2 separate regions of the Homo sapiens genome follow, and region 2 is linked to region 1. Evidence: read pairs that join two places in POLR2A ChIA-PET (ENCODE). Cell type or tissue: PC-9. All regions are shown on one strand. Each heading gives the region's core, and the rest is flanking DNA. Links, peaks and the distances in the headings are about the cores only. Region 1 has its middle 33 kb from the start of CIT. Region 2 holds the start of MIR1178 (microRNA 1178).

What was found. Peaks named below come from ENCODE experiments on the same cell type or tissue, not always from the same donor. Only the 100,000 strongest peaks of a DNase experiment are listed, where the experiment ranks them.
Region 2: POLR2A ChIA-PET joins it to region 1 with 6 read pairs; 3 of 35 experiments call an interaction of 5 or more read pairs at or near these places.

What each region holds. Positions count from the first base shown.
Region 1 is chr12:119,904,964-119,916,545 of GRCh38, forward strand. No RefSeq gene overlaps it. Among named protein-coding and RNA genes, the nearest start is that of CIT, 33 kb to the left of the region's middle. In PC-9, for the core only: no CTCF peak of the experiment used is centred there; a DNase peak (open chromatin) is centred at 6,338; H3K27ac peaks cover 74 bases.
Region 2 is chr12:119,712,274-119,723,855 of GRCh38, forward strand. It overlaps CIT (citron rho-interacting serine/threonine kinase), which reads right to left. Exons shown (of 48, transcript NM_001206999.2): 29 at 9,036-9,176; 30 at 8,205-8,312; 31 at 6,426-6,588; 32 at 5,972-6,136; 33 at 1,924-2,061; 34 at 1,195-1,375; 35 at 930-1,021; 36 at 318-422; 37 at 1-74. It overlaps MIR1178 (microRNA 1178), which reads right to left and starts at 1,451; the gene lies at 1,361-1,451. In PC-9, for the core only: no CTCF peak of the experiment used is centred there; a DNase peak (open chromatin) is centred at 4,318; H3K27ac peaks cover 1,665 bases.

The DNA of each region.
Region 1 (11,582 bases), core at 1,717-9,716:
TCACCTGGGGTCAGGAGTTCGAGACCAGCCTGACCAACATGCAGAAACCCCATCTCTACTAAAAAATACAAAAATTACTTGGGCATGGTAGCTCATGCCTGTAGTCCCAGCTACTCAGGAGGTGGAGGCATGAGAATCGCTTGAACCCGGGAGCTGGAGGTTGCAGTGAGCCAAGATCGTACCACTGCACTCCAGCCTGGGCAACAGAGTGAGACACTATCTCAATTAAAAAAAAAAAAAATGGCCAGGCTCAGTGGCTCAAGCCTGTAATCCCAGCACTTAGGGAGGCCCAGGCGGGCAGATCACGAGGTCAGGAGTTCAAGACCAGCCTGACCAACATGATGAAACCCCGTCTCTGCTACAAATACAAAAATTAGCCAGGCATGGTGGCGTGTGCGTACAATCCCAGCTATGCAGGAGGCTGAGGCAGGAGAATTGCTTGAAGGAGGCAGAGGGTGCAGTGAGCTGAGATCATGCCACTGCACTCCAGCCTGGGTGACAGAGCGAGACTCCATCTCAAAAAAAAAAAAAAAAGAAAAGAAAAGAAAAAATTGAAATGCAATTCAAAAAAAAAATTCCAGGCTGGACGTGGTGGCTCATGTCTGTAATCCTAGCACTTTGGGAGGCCAAGGTGGGTGGATCACTTTAGGTCAGGAGTTCATGGCCAGCCTGGCCAACATGAAGAAACCCTATCTCTGCTAAAAAATACAAAAACTAGCCAGGTGTGGTGGTCCGTGCCTGTAGTCCAAGCTACTTGGGTGGCTGAGGTGGGAGAATCACTTGAGCCTGAGAGGCAGAGAGAGTGAACGGAGATAGCACCATTGCACTCCAACCTGGGCAATAGAGCAAGATTCTGTCTCAAAAACAAAAATAAAAAGAATTCCAACTTCAGGGTTTCAGGGAGAGGTATGGCAGAGACATGAGAACTGAAAATGAAATTCTTCAGGAAGAATAAATGCATGAGAACAGACAAGAAAAACACCGTGAGCCCAGAGAGTCCATCGACAATTCTGCAGCCCAAGTAGGCAGCCACTCTGGCCACCCTAGGAATGAGATGCCTTTGGTTCTCGCTTCTGCCAGGTGCCCTCCAACTCAAAGAACAGCTTCTAGCTCACGCTTGTAATCCCAGCACTTTGGGAGGCTGAGGAGAGTGGATGACCTGAGGTCAGGAGTTCGAGACCAGCCTGGCCAACATGGTGAAACCTCATCTCTACTAAAAATACAAAATTAGCCGGGCATGGTGGCTCACTCTTGTAATCCCAGCTACTCAGGAGGCTGAGGTGGGAGAATCACTTGAACCCCGGTGGCAGAGGTTGCAGTGAACCAAGATCACGCCACTGCACCCTAGCCTGCGTGACAGAGTGAGACCCTGTCTCAAAAAAACAAAAACAAAAACAGAAAAAAAAAAAGTAAAAAAAACATACATCCCTAAGTTGTTTTTCAAAAACCCAGACCCCTACCAAATGGCATCCAGGGGCGCACAGACCTCAGATGAGGGGAGACTGATGACCGACCTCTGACCACCATTCTTTGTTCTAAATTTGTTCCTGAAGGGCCTGGAGGAAGCCAGGAGCTAACGTTCTTTTCTGCTGACCCCAAATTTTTAAACAAAGCTTCTCTTCCTTAACCAACTGCAAATCAGAAAATCTTTGAATCCACCTATAACCTGGGGGCCCCACTTCAAGGTATCCTGCCTTTTTAGGCCAAAAACCAAGGTGTACCCTCCATGTATTGATTTACAATTTTGCCTATAACTCTGCTTTCTTAAAATTTACCCCTGCTTTTAAAAACCATCAGGGAGGTCAGGACGTAAGCATTAGCTGCCCAATTCTCCTTGCTTGGCACCCTGCATATAAATACCTTCCCTTCTCCTGCTGCAAACCTCCATGTGGATATCTGGCCTTACCGTGCCAGGCGAGCAGAACTCAGTTCGGTTTAACACCTTCCCTCCCCCAATACACAGGCTGGGATGCAGGATGGGATAGAGTGAGGCTGTGGATAGCGAAGTAGTTTGGTTACTTTTTTTTTTTTCTGAGACTAAGTCTCACTCTGTAGCCCAGGCTGGTGTGCAATGGCTCAATCTTGGCTCACTGTAACCTCCACCTCCTGGGTTCAAGCGATTCTCCTGCCTAGCATCTCAAGTAGCTGGGATTACAGGTGCATGCCACCACACCCAGCTAATTTTTTTGTATTTTTAGAAGAGACGGGGTTTCGCCATGTTGGCCAGGCTGGTCTTGAACTCCTGACCTCAAGTGATCTGCCCGCCTCGGCCTCCCAAAATGCTAGAATTATAGGCATGAGCCACCATGCCCAGCCTATTTGGTTACTTCTTAATAGAAGAGGGGACTCCAGTTATTTTCTTCTTTCTTTGGACCATGGAGTCCATGAAGCTTTTTTATCAGCTTTTGAGCCCTGGCTGCCTCCTCCAGAGTTGTTCTGTGACAAAAGGCAAGAAAAAGGATCAAACTCCTTTGGCATGCACCTTATATCATGGAGGTCTTCAAGAATATATTATTTCATGGCATAAAAACATGGACCAGCTGCAGTGGCTCACACCTGTAATCCCAGTGCTTTGGGGGGCCCAGGCGGGAGGATCACTTGAGCCAGGGAGTTTGAGACCACCTTGAGCAACACAGCAAGACCCTATCTCTACAAAAAAAAAAAAAAAATTTTTTTAATTAGCTAGGCCTAGTGGTACACACCTGTAGTCTAAGGTATTCATGAGGCTGAGTCAGGAGGATCGCATGCGCATGAACCCAGGAGTTTAAGGCTGCAGTGAGCTATGATCATGCCACTGCACTCCAGCCTGGGTGACACAGCGAGACCTTGTCTGTAAAACAAAAACAAAGTTAAATAGGCCAGGCATGGTGGTTCATGCCTGTGATCTCAGCACTTTGGGAGGCCAAGGCAGGTCAATCACCTGAGGTCAGGAGTTCGAGAACAGCCTGGCCAACGTGGTGAAACCCCATCTCTACCAAAAATACAAAAATTTGCCGGGCATGCTGGTGGGTGTCTGTAATCCCAGCTACTCGGGGAGCTGAGGCAGGAGAATCGCTTGAACCTTGGAGGGGGAGGTTGCAGTGAGCCGAGATCGCACCACTGCACTCCAGCCTGGGCAACAGGGTGAGATCCTGTCTCAAAAAAAAAAAGGCAAAATAAATTCTAAAAATTTAAAAGCAGAAATGTGTGAACCTTAGATGGTAGGGCAGATTCTAGCACATGCTAAACAGGAAATAACAGAACAGCAATGAATCGATTTTGTGAACTCCCACAGTTTGCTGTTATCTAAGATGAAACTCCTGAAAAGGGAGAACAATGGGTCGATGCATCAACATACATTGTGTTCACAGCAGATAAAAGCAAGACAGGACCTTAATGTGACCAATTTCTCTGGGCATAAAGATTTTCCACAACCATTAGGCATTTCTCTTTCAACTGGCGTGCTTGGTAGTGTATTTTTAGAATCAAATTTCTCCTTCAGGGGTGGTGTGGTTTGAAGATGATTGCCCTTCCAAGGCAGTTTTCTCTCTGTTCCCCATTAGCAGGGTCTAAAAAAACAGCCTTTGAAAATCCAGGTTTTGTGCCTTCAAGAGCACAGTTTCCAGCTCCCTTTCCTTTGCCAAGTAAAAACTAATTCTAGCACTAACAAAAGGGTAATTCACCTAAGATTCTCCACCAGTTTTTCACTCTGTGTAACTAAGATTCTTCAAGGAACAAGAAATCATTAAGATTGAACATTTTTTGGAAATATTTATGGCAGCCAATCAATGACAGAAATTGGGGTCTATCCATCATAAAATAATGTATGGAGAGAGTCTTGTGTTTTCTAAGCTACTAAAGTGTCTCTCTATTCACTGATACTAGTCAATAAAACAAGAACAACCCTATAAGCTGCTCCGAATGCCTGCTGAAAATTAAATGGACATATCACTCAGGTCTGTCTGTTTGTCGTTGTTTTTAGACAGGGCCTCATCCTGTTTCCCAGGCTGGAGTGCAGTGGCATGATCATAGCTAACTGTAACCTCGAGCTTCTAGGCTCAAGCCATCCTCCCACCTCAGCCTCTTGAGTAGCTGGGACTACAGGTGCACACCACCATGCCTGGCTAATTTTTAATTTTTTTAAGAGATGGGTCTTGCTATGTTGCCCCGGCTGGTCTTGAACTCCTGAGATCAAGCACTTCTCCCACCTCAGCCTCCCAAAGTGCTGGGATTACAGGCATGAGCCACCACTCCCAGCCAGATCTATCTGTATTCATTATCTATTGCTATATAACAATACTGCCAAAACTTAGCAGCATAAAACGACCTGCATTTATTATCTCATAGCTTCTGTGAGTCTGGAGTCCAGGCACAGCCTAGGTAGGTGCTCTGCAAAGCTGCAATCAAAGTCCCAGCCAGGGCAGTGGGATCTCATTCCAAGGTCTGACTGGGGAAGAATCTGCTTTTAAGCCCACATGATTGCCGGCAACATTCAGTTCCTTGAAAGCTGTAGCTGTAGCTTCTTACTCACTGTCAGTGGACGCCACTCCCAGTTTCCCTTGCCCCATGGCCCTGTCCACAGAGCAGCTCACAAGATGGCAGCTTGCAAGGGAGAAAGTCTCTCAGCAAGACACACACGACAATCTTATGTAACGTGATAACCCATCATCTTTGCCATAGTCACCTGGTTAGAAGCAAATCACAGGTCCTGCCCACACTCAAGGCAAAGGGATCACACAGGATCTGAACACCAGGAGATGAAGATCATGGGGACCACCTTGGCCACCTTACAGTCTGTCCTCTGCACTGTCCAAACTGGTTGCTAACATCACTTTAGCTTAAACATCAAGATCTCCATCCCATGGCTGACCATCCTCTGCCGTGAATCCTTTAATTCCAGTATAGCATTTACCCCAAATTGAGGACGATCTTGGATGATGGTATTTTCTTATCTGCTCCCTCTTTCTCCTTCCATTGTCTACCTCCCCTCCAAATACCAGGAATCCACACTGCTGCTCTGGTGGGCACAGCTCCCTGAGCATTGCTTGGATGCTTCCCAGTGGAGGTGCGTCCATCTCTAGAAATGTAACTGTGTACATGGAGATCCCCACCATTGCCACTGTCATCACCATTACAGTTCATTAGCACCATGGGCCAAAGCACAGTGTCAGACATGGACTGTGACACAAAGAATAATGAGGCATGGTACTCAAGATGTATACAATCCAGATGAAAACTGCTTTAAGTCTTACCCAAGGGAGAACTGTCAACCTAAAGGGCACAGTGGACAGCTCTTAAAGTTATAAATAATCCGCATATGTCATTTGTGTAATAACAAATTTTTTTTTTATAAATTACTTGCAACTGAGAGCATAAGCTAAGAGCTGAGAGTCAACGTCCCTTACCCTACCTTCTGAAACAGAATCCAAAATATCCTGTGTGGGCCCAGTGCAGTGGCTCACGCCTGTAATCCTAGCACTTTGGGAGGCGGAGGTGGGCAGATCGCCTGAGGTCGGGAGTTCAAGACCAGCCTGGCCAACATGGTGAAACCCCGTCTCTACTAAAAATACAAAAATTAGCCGGGCATGGTGGCGCAAGCCTGTAGTCCCAGCTACTCAGGAGGCTGAGGCAGGAGAATCACTTGAACCCGGGAGGTGGAGGTTGCAGTGAGCCAAGATCGTGCCACTGCACTCTAGCCTGGGCAACAGATAGAGACTCATCTCAAAAAAAAAAATCCTGTGTGAAACCCCCCTCCCTCCCTCCCTCATCTTCTCAGTCCTCATCTTCTCAGCCATAAACTTTAGGCAATATTGATCCAACTCCTCCTCCAGGGGTGGGCCTGTATCCAGCATCAGCCAATCAACTTATCCCGTACATTTTCCCTATGATGATTGGTTCACAATTGAAGCAGAAACCCAACCAAAGTCAACGATAGGTAAGGAGATGCTTACTGTGGTCTTTGGGAAAGAAAAGTCTCCTCTCTCTTGAGGAAGATTTCAGAAGAGGTTCTTCTCTTACACTAGTGCTATCCAATAGAAATATAATGTGAGCTTCATATTGAGATTTCAATTTTCTATTGGCTGCAGCTTAAAAAGGAAAAGGAAAAGGTGAAATTAATTTTAATAATATGTTTTATTTAATCCAATATAACCAAAATATTATCATTTCAGTGTGTCAATAGTAGAAAAAAATCAATATTTTACATTCTTTTTTTTCATAGTGAGTCTTTGAAATCTGACATGTGTATTTTATACCTTCAGCACATCTCAAATCAGACCTAAACAGATTTCTCAAGAGCCACGTGTGACTAGTGGCTACTATGAAGCTCTGGACAGTAAAATATAAGGATATGAAACTTGATCTGCTTTACTCATAGCACAAGTAGGTGGAAAAGGAGGACTTTAGGATGAAACTGACCACAACTAATAGGAAAAAAAAAAGAACTGGGTCCTCACTGACATCATTGGAGTCATTGGCTCAAGCTTCACTTGAAATCAGCATGACCTCAGAAACTCAGTTATGCGAGCCAATAAGCTCAATTTACTGTTTAAATGTATTCAAGTTGAAATTCCTATCACTTCCAACAAAAGAATCTCAACGGACACAGAGAGTGAGCGATGATATAAAGCAATTTATTATGTGCCAAAACTGAAGAAGGGACAGTAAGCATCAAGTGTGTAGAGAAAGGATAAATCAACTTGAGACTAGCCTGGGCAACATAGCGAGGTTCTATCTCTATTAAAAAAAAAATTGTAGCAGGGTTTCTCAACCTTAGCACTTTTGACATTTTCAGCTGCATAATTCTTTCTTGTGGTGCTGTCCTGCACATTGTGGGATGCTTAGCAACATCCCTGGCCTCCACCCACTAGATGCCAGCAATACCCTTTACCTCTGGTTCTGACAACCAAAGGGGTCTTCAAATATTTCCAGTTGTCCCCAGTTGAAAGCCACTGGGCTAGAGGTGGTATTTGTAATAAATCTGGAAGACTTGTTGGGATGTACTGTTATAATAAATCTGGAAGGCTTGGTGGGATGTACTTAGAGATAATGATGTAAATAAAGGTACCAGGGAAAGAGAACAAAAGGCTCATGAGGAAATCAATCATCATCACTACTAAGTCTCAGCTATGGTTGCCAACAACAATTAGAACATTAAATCTTATCTAGAAGCTCATTTTTAAAATATTTTTTTAGAGATGGGGTCTCACTTTGTTGTACAGGCTTGTCGCAAACTCCTGGCCTCAATCCTTCTGTTTAGCTTCCCAAAAGGCTGGGATCACAGGCTCAGCCACTACACCTGGCCTAAAAAATATATATATATTTTAATTCTTATCATACACTGTTGGTAGAAACTGAAATCGGCAGAAACCTTTTTGGAGAGGAATTTGGCAACATCTATGAAAATAAGAAATGTTTTAACCTTTTGTCCCAACAATTCTTCCTCTAGAAATTTGCCTTACAGTAAAAAACTTTTCCTAACATCATAATAATAACTGGGCCAAGATCATGCCATTGTACTCCAGCCTGGGCAACAGAGCAAGACTCTATCTCAATAAATAAATAAATAAATAATGACTCTGTGTGTACAAAGAAAAATATCTAAGATACATATGCCAAGGTATCTTATGGGATGTACAGTGCCATCCCATACAAATAAGATAAAGATCTATTGACATATGCTTGGGAAAAGTTAGGGAAATATATATAAAATGTATCAGTGGTTATCTTGGGTGAAATGCATACTGTGGTATGGGAAAGAAATGAGGATTACACTCTATCCATTATATACAAAATGTAAAAATAAGTAATTCAAAATCTAAGCCATTGAAACTCTATTTTGAGCCTTAAAGGAATGTGATTATGGGGACTGAGTCATGTGATAGGCAGCTGTAACCTAGACAGCTGTAACCTTTGTTTCTCTGATTATAAATTAGCCATCTTCTTTTTTTGTTTTTGTTTTTGTTTTTTTTAGTTTTTTTCCTTTTTTTTTTTGAGACAGTCTCGCTTTGTCACCCAGGCTGGAGTGTAGTAGCACGATCTCAGCTCACTGCAAGCTCCGCCTCCCAGGTTCACGCCATTCTCCTGCCTCAGCCTCCTGAGTAGCTGGGACTGCAGGCGCCTGCCACCATGCCCAGCTAATTTTTTGTATTTTTAGTAGAGACAGGGTTTCACCGTGTTAGCCAGGATGGTCTGGATCTCCAAACCTCGTGATCCACCCGCCTTGGCCTCCCAAAGTGCTGGGATTACAGGCATGAGCCACCGGGCCCGGCCTTTTTGTTTTGTTTTTGAGACGGAATCTCACTCTGTCACCAGGCTGGAGTGCAGTGATGCAATCTCAGCTCACTGCAACCTCTGCCTCATGGATTCAAGTGATTCTCCTGCCTCAGCCTCCCAAGTAGCTGGGACTACAGGCGCACACCACCACATCCAGCTAACTTTTGTAGAGATGGGGTTTTACCATGTTGGCCAGGATGGTCTTGATCTCCTGACCTTGTGATCTGCCCACCTCAGCCTCCCAAAGTGCTGGGATTACAGGTGTGAACCACCGCGCCCCAGTGCCTAGCCAGATTAGCCATCTTCCTAAACTATGTTGTTTGTAAAATGTTGCAAATGACTAAAGGGCACCAGAGAAGACCCCTTGCCTCTTTACTGTTGATTTTCATTATAGATTAACTTCCTGCTTACCCTTCTCACACAAAGATTTCATAGCTATCACATTGTCTTAAGATGGAATGCTAAATATACTCTTTTAAATTGGAAAGGAAATGCAAGCCAGCTGTAAAGAAAAGAAAACAAGCCTTAAGGAAAAGAAAACAAACTGTAACTAATTAAATTGTTGTAACTCATAAACCAGGCTTATGTAGAAAATGTTACCATTCTACTAGACTCTGTTTTCTGCTTATAACCAAGAACTTAACTTTCAACTTCGGAACTCTCACCTCATTTCTCTGGAGTCTGTCTCCCAGATTGGCTATTCCCAGCTCTTCGCTTGAATAAACTCTTTAAGACTAGATTCTGATGCTTCCAATTATTTCAGTTTGGCATCAAAAATTATTCCCCACCCAAGACCCTGGCACTGACTTCTGCAGAACAGGACCTATTTGTTAGGTAAAAACTTTGGGCGGGGTGCATTGGCTCACACTTGTAATCCCAACACTGAGAGATGCAGAGGCAAAAGGATAGCTTGAGCCCAGGAGTTTGAGTCCAGCCTGGACAACATAGCAAGACCCCATTCTCCACAGAAATGAAAAAAAGACTTTGGTGTGCATCTTGCAGAGTGAGTCAGTTGTATGCTGGTAATTATTTAAGAAGTAACTCAGGCCGGGCACGGTGGCTCACCCCTGTAATCCCAGCACTTTGGGAGGCTGAGGCCGGTGGATCATGAGGTCAGGAGAGCGAGACCATCCTGGCTAACATGGTGAAACCCTGTCTCTACTAAAAAATACAAAAAATTAGCTGGGTATGGTGGCGGGTGCCGTAGTCCCAGCTACTCGGGAGGCTGAGGCAGGAGAATGGCATGAACCTGGGAGGCGGAGCTTGCAGTGAGCCAAGATAGCACCACTGCACTCCAGCCTGGGCGACAGTGCGAGACTGCACCCCCCACAAAAAAAAAAACAAAACAAAACAAGGGCTCACTATGTTGCCCAGCCTTGTCTCAAACTTCTTGACTCAAGCAGTCCTCCCACCTCGGCTTCCCAAAGTGCTGGGATTACAGGAATGAGCCTCCATGCCCCACCTGATTTATTTAATAATGAGCATGTATTATTTGAGTAATTAGATACAGTTCTCTCTGTGTTGAGAACTGTGTCTAATTACTCAAATAATTCTGTCAACACAGAGTTGAGAGAACTTTCTTACCATACTCAGTAGAACATGGCAGAGATTCTTTAAATGCAAGGAGGCACCTATAGGAAGTAATCAAGTCCTGGAATGTCACCTAAACCAGTCGGGTCTGTTTAGAGAGAGGGTTTTTGTTACAGAATATAACCTCCCAAAAACTCCTTTTTATTTATTTTTTTTCAATTCTGTTTTGGCTGAAGTATGTGGAAGCAAATCCATTCCAATCATAACTTTGGGTAAAAATGACTCCTATCCATATCATAATAGGACCCAGGAGTATTGCCTGCTGATCCCAGCAAAATGTAGAAAGAGAGCATCTCTGATGCAACTTAAACTTAGATTGAAGAAGGGTTGGTCAGGCCAGGTACAGTAGCTCACATCTGTAATCTCAGCATTTTGGGAGGCCAAGGCGGGCAGATTACTTGAGCTCAGGAGTTCAAGACCAGCCTGGGCAATATAGCAAGACCCTGTCTCTAGGAAAAAAAAAAAAAGAAGAAGAAAAAGTTTGGCCATTATGTTTATATTTGGAAAATAAATTTTATTTATTTCTTAAAACGGTCTTGTGAGGTAAGTACTATGTATTCCATTTTATAGATGATGCACCTAAGAACACCAAGAGATTAACTGGCCATCCTGAGTGTACAGTTTAATACATTTTGGAAAGTTTGCTGAGTTATGCATCATCACCATATCATCACCAGGTTTATATATATATATATATATTTTTTTTTTTTTTTTTTTGAGACGGAACCTTGCTCTGTCTCCCAGGCTGGAGTATAGTGGTGCAATCTCCACTCACTGCAGCCTCCGCCTCCCAGGTTCAAGTGATTCTCCTGCCTCAGCCTCCCGAGTAGCTGGGACTACAGGTGCATGCCACCATGCCTGGCTAATTTTTTCTATTTTTATTACAGACGAAGTTTCACCATATTGGCCAGGCTGATCTCGAACTCCTGACCTCAAGTGATCTGCTCACTTCAGCCTCCCAAGTGCTGGGATTACAGGCGTGAACCACCACACCCGGCCAGAATATTTTTATCACCCCAATAAGGTCTCTCATGCCCATTTACAATTAATCCCCATTTCCACCTCCAGCTCCAGGCAACCACGACTCTACTTTCTGTCTTTATAATTTGCTTTTCCTGGGTATGTCATATAAAAACAATCATGTAATATGTGGTCTTTTGCATCTGGCTCCTTTCACTGAGCATAACGTTTTCGAGGCCCAGGCACGTCGTAGCGTATATCAGTACATCATTTCTTTTTATAGCTGAGTAGTAACGATAGACCACATTTTGTTTACACAGTAAACATTTTGAGTTGCTTCCACATATGGGCTATTATGAATAATGTTGCTATGAACATTCACACACTAAGCTTTGTATGGAGGTATGTTTTTACTTCTCTTGGGTAAATACCTAAGAGTGGGATCGCTGGTGGACAGCAAGATTCCAGAGCCTGGTAGAGTGTTGTATACAATGCCGTGTTGAATAACGGGGCTTTGTATTCATCCGTGATTATTCTGACGTCCAGGGATGTGGTTATGATTCTTGTTCCCTCTGGAAATTCTATTTCTATTAAATCAGGGTTTCTCAACCTCAGTACCATTGCTATTTTAAGCTAGATAATTCCTTGTTGTGGGGGGATGCCCTGGACGTTGAGGAACCTCCCTGACCTCAGCCCACTAGATGCCAGTAGCACTCCCACCCGCTGCCTAGTTGTGACAACCTAAACTGTCTTAAGGCCGGGCGCCGTGGCTCACGCCG
Region 2 (11,582 bases), core at 278-8,277, 190 kb before region 1:
TAGCAAGTAGAGGGTTCTCCCGGGCCAGCAGGTGGTGTGCGGGTGAGATTCCATCTTCAGTATGTATGGGACATCTAGGAGATTTCAGAGAGCACAGGATTGGGTGTGGATTTCCCCCGTTCCCACTGGGAGGGACGGGCCTGAGAGATCAAAGATGCCCACCAAACCACGCAAATCCCAGTTACCGCCAAGGCGGGGAGCGGAGGAAGATGGGCCTCCTTTGCAGAGCCAATCTTCCCTGTACCACCCCTTCTGTCCCTGCTGATTGGCCAAGCCCGGCCCACCTCCAGGGCGGGGCTCCTCCGGCTCCTCCTCACCTGCTTTGGCTGTATTTGCGAGTTCGGAAGCACCAACGGCACCATGAATAGATACATCCCCGTCGGGAAGGCACAGCTCAAATTCTTCCACCGGCCTCTGTCCAGCTTGGTGCAAAGAGGAAGGGCAGAAAGAAAAACAAAAGAACAGGAACAAGAACAAGGGGAGAAGAGAGAGCGAGAGAGACAGCAAGGGAGAGAGAGACAGGGTACGTGTGTAAAGAGAGGCGCACGAGAACAAGGAAGGGACAGAGGTGTGCAGAGAAGGCAGAGAGGGAAGATAAAAAAAAATAAAGTGTGTCAGATGAGTAGCACAGTCAAATTTCTGATGACGATGCGGATTTATGGGTTAGTTGACTGAGGCAGAAGTTCTCGGAAGGTGTATTAGCAGGTGGAATCTTCAGGGCAGCGCCCTGCGGGTTCTTCAGGGGGGAGACCTATAGATGTGAGTATCGCACCAATAACCTTTAGAGAAGTCATTTGGTTTGTAAGTTTCAAAAATGGAAAAGCGTAGAAGGCTTGCAAGGCAGTCCAAAAAACAAAGCCTTCGCGCCAGCACTGGGGAGACCTGGGTTAGCCACGTGCAATGACCTTCCCCCTGAATTATTAATTTACCTTCTCTGGCTTCATTGTCATAAATGAGGACTTTTGATCCCTCCAGGACAATGTACTTCCTGTCCCAGCCTTGCTGTCCTCGTTTGTTATTCCTGGGGAAAGAAAGATGGAAAAGAAAAATGTCTGAACTCAGAAGAAACATCCGGCTGGAGGATAGGATGAGGGGGTGGCAGAGTTCCTAGAAAAGACACTTCCCTAGAAAACATCAGGGACAGAGTGGCTTGTGCCAGCACCTGCTCCAGCCCAAGCCACCCTGACATGGTACCTGGGCACCTTCATCCACCCTTCCAGGTGCAAGCTGCTGCTGGGCTCCTTGGTCTGGAGACCTGGGGAGTTCATTTTGTCACGGCAGAAGGCCTCGGTGAAGTGTGTGGCATATTCAGCAGGCAAGCCGCAGGTGGCTGGCAAGCACGTGGAGCACTTGGGGTGACACATCACCTGACATTCTAGGGAAGAACAGTGAGCAACCTGAGGGCATGCTCAGCTGACCCTGGACCCTTCCCTTCCTCTGCCAGCCAACGCCTGGGCTTCTCTACCCCAGCCGGGCCCAGAGAGTCTGGCCCTGGCTTGCAGGTAGTCTCCTGAGCTTCCCCTGGTGCCAGGCCCCTGCAGAAAGGGAAAACAAAAGTGCCAAGTGCTCTTGACCCAGTTTTCCAGGCTTCAATCCAGACCGCCCACAAACAGGTGTGTAAAGAACACGTTTGCATGTTTCAGTTGGAGTCAGCGGAAAGGTAGGGAGAGACCAGCCTGACAAAAAGGGGCTGGAAATTAGCAAAGCCTAAGGCACTCTGAGCAGCAGGCTGGAGTCATGAGCTGCAGACATATATAAACTCACAGCTTCAACAGGGGAAAAATAGCATCCTCCTACTGAAGTAAGAAGCTCGAAAATGAATGCACTATATGATGAGTTAGAAAAAAATCACCTCCACCTGATAGACTTTTTAAGCTGGAGATGCACAGGTGCCCAGCACAGATGCACAACTACTGATCTTACCGAGACATTTGGATGCCTGGCGTCCAAAGTGCACGGTATCCAGACACACAGCACACTTTGTGGCTCGCATGTTCAGTCCTACGTTGAATCGGTGAGGAATATTGTGGTGCATGCGTTCCTTAAGACGCCGACTAAATTCTGGAGGAAAATGTTTTAAAAAATCATTAGAGTACTGCAAATGATCCCATCAGGAAAGTGAAAAGACAACCCACAGAAAGGGAAAAAATACTTGCAAATCAAATCTCTGATAAGGGACTCATATCTAGAATACATAAAGAACTCTTACAACTCAATAATAAAAGGACAACCCAATTTTAAAATGGGCCAAGAATTTAAATAGACACCTCCCCGAAGAGGATAAATGGCCAACGAGCAAATGAAAAGATGCTCAACATTATCAGTCGTTAGAGAGATGTGAATCAAAACCCCAAGCAGACACCACTTCACAACCACTAGGATGTCTACAGTCTAAAAAAAGGAAGATAAGTGTTGATGAGGATGTGGAGAAACTGGAACCCTCACACATTCCTGGTGAGAATGTAAAAATGGTGCAGCCACTTTGGAACTCAGTCTGGTAGTTCTGTAAAAGGTTAAACATAGTTACCCCAGAACCCAGCAATTCCGCTCCTGGCTATATATCCAAGGGGACTGAAAACATATGTACCCACAAAAATCTGTACATAAATGTTCACAGCAGCATAATTTATGACAACTACAAAGTGAAAACAACACAAATGTCCACCAATGGTGATATGGTTTGGCTGTGTCCCCACCCAAATCTCATCTTGAATTGCAGCTGCCATAATTCCCATGTGTTGGGAGGGACTTGGTGGGAGATAACTGAATCATGCGGGTGGTTTCCCCCATACTGTTCTTGTGGTAGTGAATAAGATCTGATAGTTTTATAAGGGGAAACCCCTCTCGCTTGGTTCTTATTCTCTTTTGTCACCGCCACATGAGACATGCCTTTTGCCTTCCACCATGATTGTGAGGCCTCCCCAGCCACATGGAACTGTGAGTCTATTACACCTCTTTTTCTTTATAAATTACCCAGTCTTGGGCATGTCTTTATCAGCAGTGTGAAAATGGACTAATGAAAATGGATTAATGGATAATCAGATGTGCCATCTACACAATGGAGTATTATTCAGCCATGAAAGGAATGAAGTTCTGATACATGCTACAACATGGGTGAACCTTGAAAACATTACATTCCATGAAAGAAGCCAGACACAAAGGCCGCATGCAGTATGATTCATCTTTATGAAATGTCTAAGAGAGCAGATCGACAGAGACAGAAAGTAGATTGGTGGTTGCTAAGAAGAACATTAGTGGAAGGAGAATGGCGGGGGACTGATAATGTGTATGGAGTATTTTTTGGGTGGGGGGGTGTCAAAATTGTTCAAAAATTAGAATGTGATGAGGGTTACACAACCCTGTAAACTTACTGAAAAAGACTGAATTGTACATTTTTAATGAGCGAACTGTACGGTATGCAAATTACATCTGAATGAAACTGTTAAAACCATTAGAACAGGTTAGTTACAGATTTTGAAAGTATTAACACTAACAGATGCATCTAGATTTATAAGACTCAACTTAAAATCTCCATTATCCAGTGATTAGGAATCAGGCTTTAAGAACATGTTACTGGTAGGAGATTGACTGACTATACGGTAGGCTCTCCTTACAACATCACCCCCCTTCCTTTCTTGGAAAGGTGCAAGGAATAAATAACAGGAATGCACTTTGAAACTGTGTGGTGCAGTATACACAAAGGAGCAATATACTGTAGTACTATCACTATTCAGGGACATTTCAGTGGACACCACAGCCAGAAGCAATGCTTTCCTCTATCTTGTCATCACCATTTTAATGAGTTTAAAAGTAAAGCTCTTGGGCTGGGCACAGTGGCTCAAACCTGTAATGCCAGCACTCTGGGAGGCCAAGGCAAGTGGATCGCTTGAGGTCAGGAGTTCAAGACCAGCCTGGCCAACATGGTGAAACCCTATCTCTACTAAAAATAAAAATATTAGCCAGGCATGGTGGCGCATGCCTATAATCCCAGCTACTCAGGAAGCTGAGGCATGAGAATCGCTTGAGCCTGGGAGGCAGAGGTTGCAGTGAGCCAAGATCACACCACTGCTCTCCAAGCCTGGGCGACAGAGCGAGACTCTGTCTCAAAAAAAAAAAAAAAAAAAAAAAAAAAAAAAAAAAAGTAAAGCTCTTTGATTCAAGGAGTTATATAAACACAGGAGGAAGAAAATGACTTCAGGCTAAAGAAAAACAACAGCAACAAGAAAACACCATCTGGTTTACAACCAAAACAGGTTTGATTGCAATGCCATGATTGCTAAACCACAGCTCTACCCTAGTGTTCCTAAGACATTCCAAACAGCTTCCTTGGCCTTTTCTTAAGTCCTTTTAATCTCTAGGTAAATGGAGTACATTTGAGACCAGCAAGAAAACTCCTCACACTGTTGGTAGAAATAAACATTGGCACAAACTACCAGCACTCAAAATGTACATGACCTTTAACCCAGTGATTCATTTCCCAGGAATTTCTCCAGGCACAACACCCACAGAGGCACAGGATGTCCTCTGCAAGGTGTTTACAGTAACAGGGGATTGGAAACAACCTAAATGGCCATCAACAGGAGCCTGGCTTAACAGGTGAATTGCATGCTCACACCACGGAATACTGTGTGGTTCTCTGAAAGAATGGGGTAGGTCCTTATGTACTAATGTGAAACCTCTAAGATAGCACTTTAATGAAACGAAGGTGTCTTGCAGTGTATACTGTAGTGTGCTATGATATTTATAAGAGAAAAAAGGCCTGAAAGATAAGCTTACGTTTTCTTGTTTTTGTTTTTGAGACAGAGTTTCAGTCTTGTTGCCCAGACTGGAATGCAATGGCTTTATCTTGGCTCACTGCAACCTCTGCCTCCCAGGTTCAAACAGTTCTCCTGCCTCAGCCTCCCAGGTAACTGGGATTACAGGCATGCACCACCACACCCGGCTAATTTTGTATTTTTAGTAGAGACAGGGTTTCTCCATGTTGGTCAGGCTAGTCTCGAACTCCCAACCTCAGGTGATCCGCCCACCTCAGCCTCCCAAAGTGCTGGGATTACAGGCGTGAGCCACCACTATAATATTTATAAAAGAAAAAAGGCCTGAGAGAGAGATGTGCTTATTTTTTCATATTCTTTTTTCTTTTCTTTTCTTTTTTTTTTTTTTTTTTTGAGATGGAATCTCACTTTATCACCCAGGCTGGAGTGCAGTGGGGTGATCTCGGCTCACTGCAACCTCCACCTCCTGGGTTCAAATGATTCTACTGCCTTAGCCTCCCAAGTAGCTGGGACTTCAGGAGAATGCTACCACACCCAGCTAATTTTTGTATTTTTAGTAGAAACGAGGTTTCACCATGTTGGCCAGGCTGGTCTCAAACTCCTGACCTCAGGTGATCCGCCTGCCTCAGCATCCCAAAGTGCTGGGATTACTGGCGTGAGCCACCATGCCCAGCCTATTTTCTCATATTCTTTAAATATAATCACACAATGTAAGATACATGAATGGTATAGACATGTGGTCACATATATGAACCAACACTGAGGATGGGGAGCCAGGAGACTGACTTCTTTCTTTTTTTTTTTTTTTTTTTTGAGATGGAGTTTCCCTCTTGTTGCCCAGGCTGGAGTGCAATGGCGCAATCTCGGCTACCGCAACCTCCGCCTCCCGGATTCAAGCAATTCTCCTGCCTCAGCCTCCCGAGTAGCTAGGATTACAGGCATACACTACCATGCCCAGCTAATTTTGCATTTTTAGTAGAGACGGGGTTTCTCCATGTTGGTCAGGCTGGTCTTGAGCTCCCAACTTCAGGTGATCCGCCCACCTCGGCCTCCCAAAGTGCTGGGGTTACAGGTGTGAGCCACCGTGCCTGGCCAAGACTGACTTTTTAATCTTTAACCCCTAGTATTACTTGTAATTTTTACCATATGCCCACATGTCTTAGTCGACTAAAAGAAATTTCCATACAACTCCAACGTACCCTCTGGAGTTGAAGACTCCTTTCTGCGGCTGGATGGCGGGGCCAGCAGGCTCATGGCACTGGGCTGGTGCTCTGGCGACCGCACGATGGCGGACATGGCGATCTGCTGCCTCGCGGTGGCTGGCGTGGATGGGTGTGGGTGGTCCGTTGCTTTGCGGTGGGCAGCTGCAGAGAGACCAGGACAATGCCTTTTGGTTAGCTGGGTCGCCTAGAGGACCAAACTAAGCCGAATGTCCCTGGGCTATCTTTCAAGGACCCAAGACCAAAAGAATATGCGTCACATCAACTTGGCAATGCACAGGGGCCATACGTTTTTCAGACATGGGATGTCTGGTCTGAAAGCGTATGGGCCATAAACGAAGACACTGAGCTAGTTAGTCTTGGCTGATCTCACTGAGATCAATCCTCTGCCTTTTCCACATCCTTGAGCATTTTGGAGAGAGTGAGCCCCTACCTTCCTCCCGGGCGGACCGGAGCTCGATGCGGGTCTTCTGAAGGGCTTCCTCTAGCTCTGCACAGCGAGCTTTCTCCTTCTCCAGGGCCAGCTTCAGCTCATTGTACTGCAGAGGAACCTGTGTGGGTAAAGCAGGGTCCTCTTTCCGTCGACTAAATAAACCCTAGCAATGGAAACAGAGATATCTCCTAACTCCTGGAAACTGGCACTTGAAACTAGCTAAAGGAAATCTGACTCGGGAGGAGCAAACCACAAAAGCCAGGAGCATACTCACTGTAAGTGTATTTAGTAAAAATGGCATGTGAAGGGGGGGAAGGGTAGGCTGAGCCACAGCCCGTTCCAGCCGGCTGAAAAAAATAGGGGTGCGGAAGTTTTCACCAAGAGGATTAAAGATGCTTGAATGGCCACCACCTCTTCCTCTAGCATTGCCAAGACAGGAGAGTCATGTCCTGAGTCTTTCCCATTCAAAAAATGGAATCAGGAGAGTATGGAGTATGGAGTCAGGAGAGATGGTTCAGAGGTCACTCTTGCCTTGGAATATGTCTCATGATGCTCAGTTACAAGACACAGAGATGAGTGTTTTGTAAAAGGAAGCAAAATTTTAAAAGGAATGCTAAAATGAGGTCAAAACAAGGGGCTTACTCAAAAAAAAATGCAAATGAAAATATTTACTATACATGGAAAAAAAAGGAAAACAGAATAATGCAACTTAAAAAAAAGGTAACTAAAAAAAATAACAAATGGAAACACCCTAACTAAATCAAGTGACATAACCAGGTAACAGTTCACTGCTAAAATAAAAAAGATTAAATATCATAAGCATAACAACCATATACAGTCACGCAGCATGCAAGAAAATCCTTCCCGTGCAGCCAACGTCTAGTGGGAGGCGGCCTCTGAATGTTGTGCTCATGCCCTTACAGCGAAGATGGCACCGGAAATATTGAGACAACTGTCAACTTCAGCCCTCCACTCCTTCCTCCTAGGTATTCCAAGTCATCAAGGCCTCTCCTGCAAAACCACTGCCACTGCTGCTATGGTATGCTTCTGCATTTGGAAGGAAACTGCAAGCTTCTTCAAGACTTTTCTGGAACTGAGAACACCTGGCCAAACCTAGTATGAAGGCTTTAGTGGTTTGGGAAAGCATGTATAGATCAGGCTTATGAAAAACAATCTTCTCATGTGCACTATGTATAACCCTGCCCCTAGTTTGTAATTTGTCTCCTGCAATCTAAAAGGGTTGTTCAGTACTTGGCAGAGGGGAGAAGTGTCCAGTCAGACACTTCAGGCAGGTCACCCCAGCTCCCTGAGTTCTAGTCTCTTTGTGAGCCGATCAAAAGGACTGGACTAGATCACTGTTAAAGTCCTTTCTGGAGTGTGGTACGAGAGACCTGAACTGCTGAAGCCCCATACTTGTGACTTGCTAACTCCCTCTAGAGTCATGTATGCATGACTTGGTATAAATCTTTCTCTCTGCATACATCCCTCTGCCCCAACTGCTATGTGTGTGGGCTGGGGAGGGATTACTTCTTTAACAAAGATACTATGATTTGAATGGTCATAAACAAAAAGTAGTTTGTTAGACTTGATCACTGATATCTTTCAGTAAGACCTATTATAATTATCTCAAAATCTATTTTTCAACCCAAAATAAAACAACAAAAAAAGTATACTTTGTTTTCTTCTATGTTCCTATGATCATATATCACAGTGGTGTCCACTGAGCCATGAATGATGAGTGAAACTGACAATTCCCACTTTTCAAACACTTTGACTCACCTTTTTCTTTTTAGCAGGTTGGTCCATTTTGGCTTGCAGAAAATCAATGAGTTTGGTTTGTTGAGAAATAGTGCCTTCCATTTTCACCTTTTCATGAGAATAGAGAACCTAAAATTCAAGAAAACAAACTAACCTCAAATCCAGACAGAAGTATACTTTTAAAGTTGGTACTTTAAGAAACTAAAAAGTGAAGTTGTTAGGACACTAATATATGAAAATCCAACACAAACAGTACTGAGTCAGTATGTATTTAGTCCAGTTTTACTGCAAAAGAGAAAAAAGATATATTTATAGATAAATATGTGAAAAAGTAAAAATAGCAACAGGTTCCTTGTAGGTCATGGTCACTATAGAAATCTTCCAACTTCTCTGAATGTTTGCAATCTTTGAAAATAAAATCTTGGGGAAAATACACACAATATGCAGCACAAAGATACTGACCATTTTACCAGATGACTGTACAATCATGCTTTGCCTCTGCAGACTTATTTATTTATTTATTTTCTTGAGACAAAGTCTTGCTCTGTTGCCCGGGCTGGAGTGCAGTGGTGTGATCTCAGCCCACTGCAACCTCCACCTCCCGGGTTCAAGCCATTCTCCTTCCTCAGTCTCCCGAGTAGCTGGGACTACAGGCACCCGCCACCACGCCAGGCTAATTTTTGTATTTTTAGTAGAGATGGGGTTTCACCATGTTGGCCAGGCTGGTCTCGAACTCCTGACCTCAAGTAATCTGCCCTCCTCAGCCTCCCGAAGTGCTGGGATTACAGGCATGAGCCACTGCGCCCAGCCGTGCAGACCATTTTTAAGCAGATTCCCTCTGCCAGTCCTCACCTGAATGTTTTCCAGCTGATACTCCAAGTCACTTCTTTCTGTCTTCAGTAGATCAGCCCGATCTAGAGCTTCTTGCAGTCCTTGAGTCAGACGGAAAATGTGATTTTTCTGCAGGTCCATCTGCTGCTGTAATTTGGCTTGCTAGTGGGGAGAAGGGCCAGGGAAATGCTTGATACTGCACACAATACAATTTGTTCCCCTGCTGTTCCTATTTCAAACTAATTTCAGGCATGGCACCAGAAGTACAGCTTTTGAAATCATCTCAATTCAGAATTACCAATTGTCATCTATTCCAAAAGGATGCAAGCACAGTTAAAATGAATTTGCACAGAAACCTCTGCTGGCCAACAAGTCCGAGGATCCCTACCGTCACAGGAAGTCCAGGCTGCAGGGATGGCCTTCCCAGACAGAGTTCCAATTGAGGATATTTTGGTACATTAAGGTGAGGATATTTTGGATGGCATGAGCCATCTGAGTTGACATCTAAGGCAGTTCGACTCAGTGCCATGACAACTAAGTTCCAATGTCTTTATTTTCTGTTTTCAAGATCTTAATTGTTGCTATGAGAAATTACTCCATGCAGGCAGTGTGGGATACACAAAGAGAAATCATATCATCCCTTACTTAATAAAGGTCCCATTAGGGTAAGAGACCCCAACAAGTACATGAATAACCACAATCATGAGACATATTTCTACAACGTTGGGGGAAAAGAAGAAGATCCCAGTTATAGTACAGAGTGTTGGTAAAACCCAGAAAAGAAATTCAATTAAGTATATTGAAAATAGTTTTGTGCTGCAAATCTCGCTCCAATTTTTATAATGGAAGTTAACCAGAAAATAGGACAGGCTATAAAGACGCTGGTTTTGTGGTTCTTTTTCCTAAAATGCATCCGTTTCTAAAAAAGCAGGAGAGAGCAGGCATCCTGATGAGACAGTGCTTGATTTTATCCAAACCCTGGATTATAGCTTAACTACACTTAGTGTGGCCCAAATAATCTCTTCCCTGGTAGCCTGGGTCCTCTGCAGACTTAGGGACAGAGAGCTACTCAAAGCAATAAACATCATCACTGGAGATTCCAAAAGGCCTATGGCAGCCCCCAAACTCCTCCATCCCAGCAGGCCCAGAGCCACTGATAATCTCAGCATTTCCTGGCCCTCTCTGTCTCTTTGCTTCTCTCTACCTCTGTTTTTCTTTCCATTTATATTCCTCACCTGCCCTTCCTCTTAACATGTAGCTGATTCCCTAAGGCATCGTGTTGCAGTAGAAAGACCTGGATGCTGGATTCTTACAGACCCTGGTTTAAATCCTGACTTTTACACTTATCATATCACTGATACCTGTTAAAATCTGTATTTATCACCTCTCAGAGCCTCAGTTTCTTCATCTGAAAGTGGGTATACTAGCTTGCCTCATTGGATGACATATTGAACAAAGTGCCCAGTATACAGTAGGTGCTTATTGAATGTTTATCCTCTCCATCTCCTTTGTCCTTCTTTCTTCCCTCCATTCAGTTAAGGTGCTCCCTCTCATCCTCCCGTCTGCCTTTCCCTAACAGTACTGCCACAAAGGAAGAGCTACCAACTAAAGATCACCTGGGGCCAGGCACAGTGGCTCACACCTGAAATCCCAGGACTCTGGGAGGCTGAGGTGGGAGGATCGCTTGAGCCCATGAGTTCGAAGTGGCAATGAGCTATGATTATGCCACTGCATTCCAGCCTGGGCGACAGAGCAAGACCCTGTCTCTAAAAAAATAAAAACGAAAATTTAAAAAAAAAATCATTTGGCCCGTGTGCGTAATCTGGAATTTCTCAATCAAACCACAGAGCCCCCTAAAATACAGGAAAAAAGGAAAGAAACAGCTAAGATACCCTCCTCCGCAGCATGAGTGATTTCTTCTGCAAATTACCCTCTTTAGTTTCTTCCCACTATTTTAGGACAACATTAATTACTAGGCAGAAACCAGAGAAACAAGTGCTGGGGACGAGAATCTGTTTGGTGACAGCCGAGCCCAAAATATTTTTCTAGAATAAACGCATCAACTGTCCATTAGCTTTCCAAGAAATAGGCTGGTTATTCCCTATACATTAAAAAAAAAAAAAAAAAAAAGTAAGCGGGGCATTTGTACTCTATGAAATGTTTTTCAGAAGCATTTACCTGCTTCCCAGAAAGAAGCAAACAGAGGTATATTCATGGGCCAGTGTTAGGCTGAAAGGGGGATCTTAGCTGTGTGTTTAGACCTGTCCAACAATTTCACGAGGAAACTGTAAGGAAAAAGACAGGAAACTGGGAGGAAAAAGAAAGGGCCTGGATGATAGAACAAGAGCATGAAACAACCCCCGTGGGCTGGAAGAATGGATCAAGACCAACAAGAAAAACTTCAGTAGGGCGGTATTTTTTAAATTGTCAATGGAATAAATCTAGAACATAAAGATGTTTTTAAGAAAAAGCAAACTTGTGGAAGGGCAGGTAGTGATTTAACAGACCAGTGGTGTCAATGATGTGATCAAAACTACCCAAAGAGCACAGGTAATTGGCAGAGGTTTA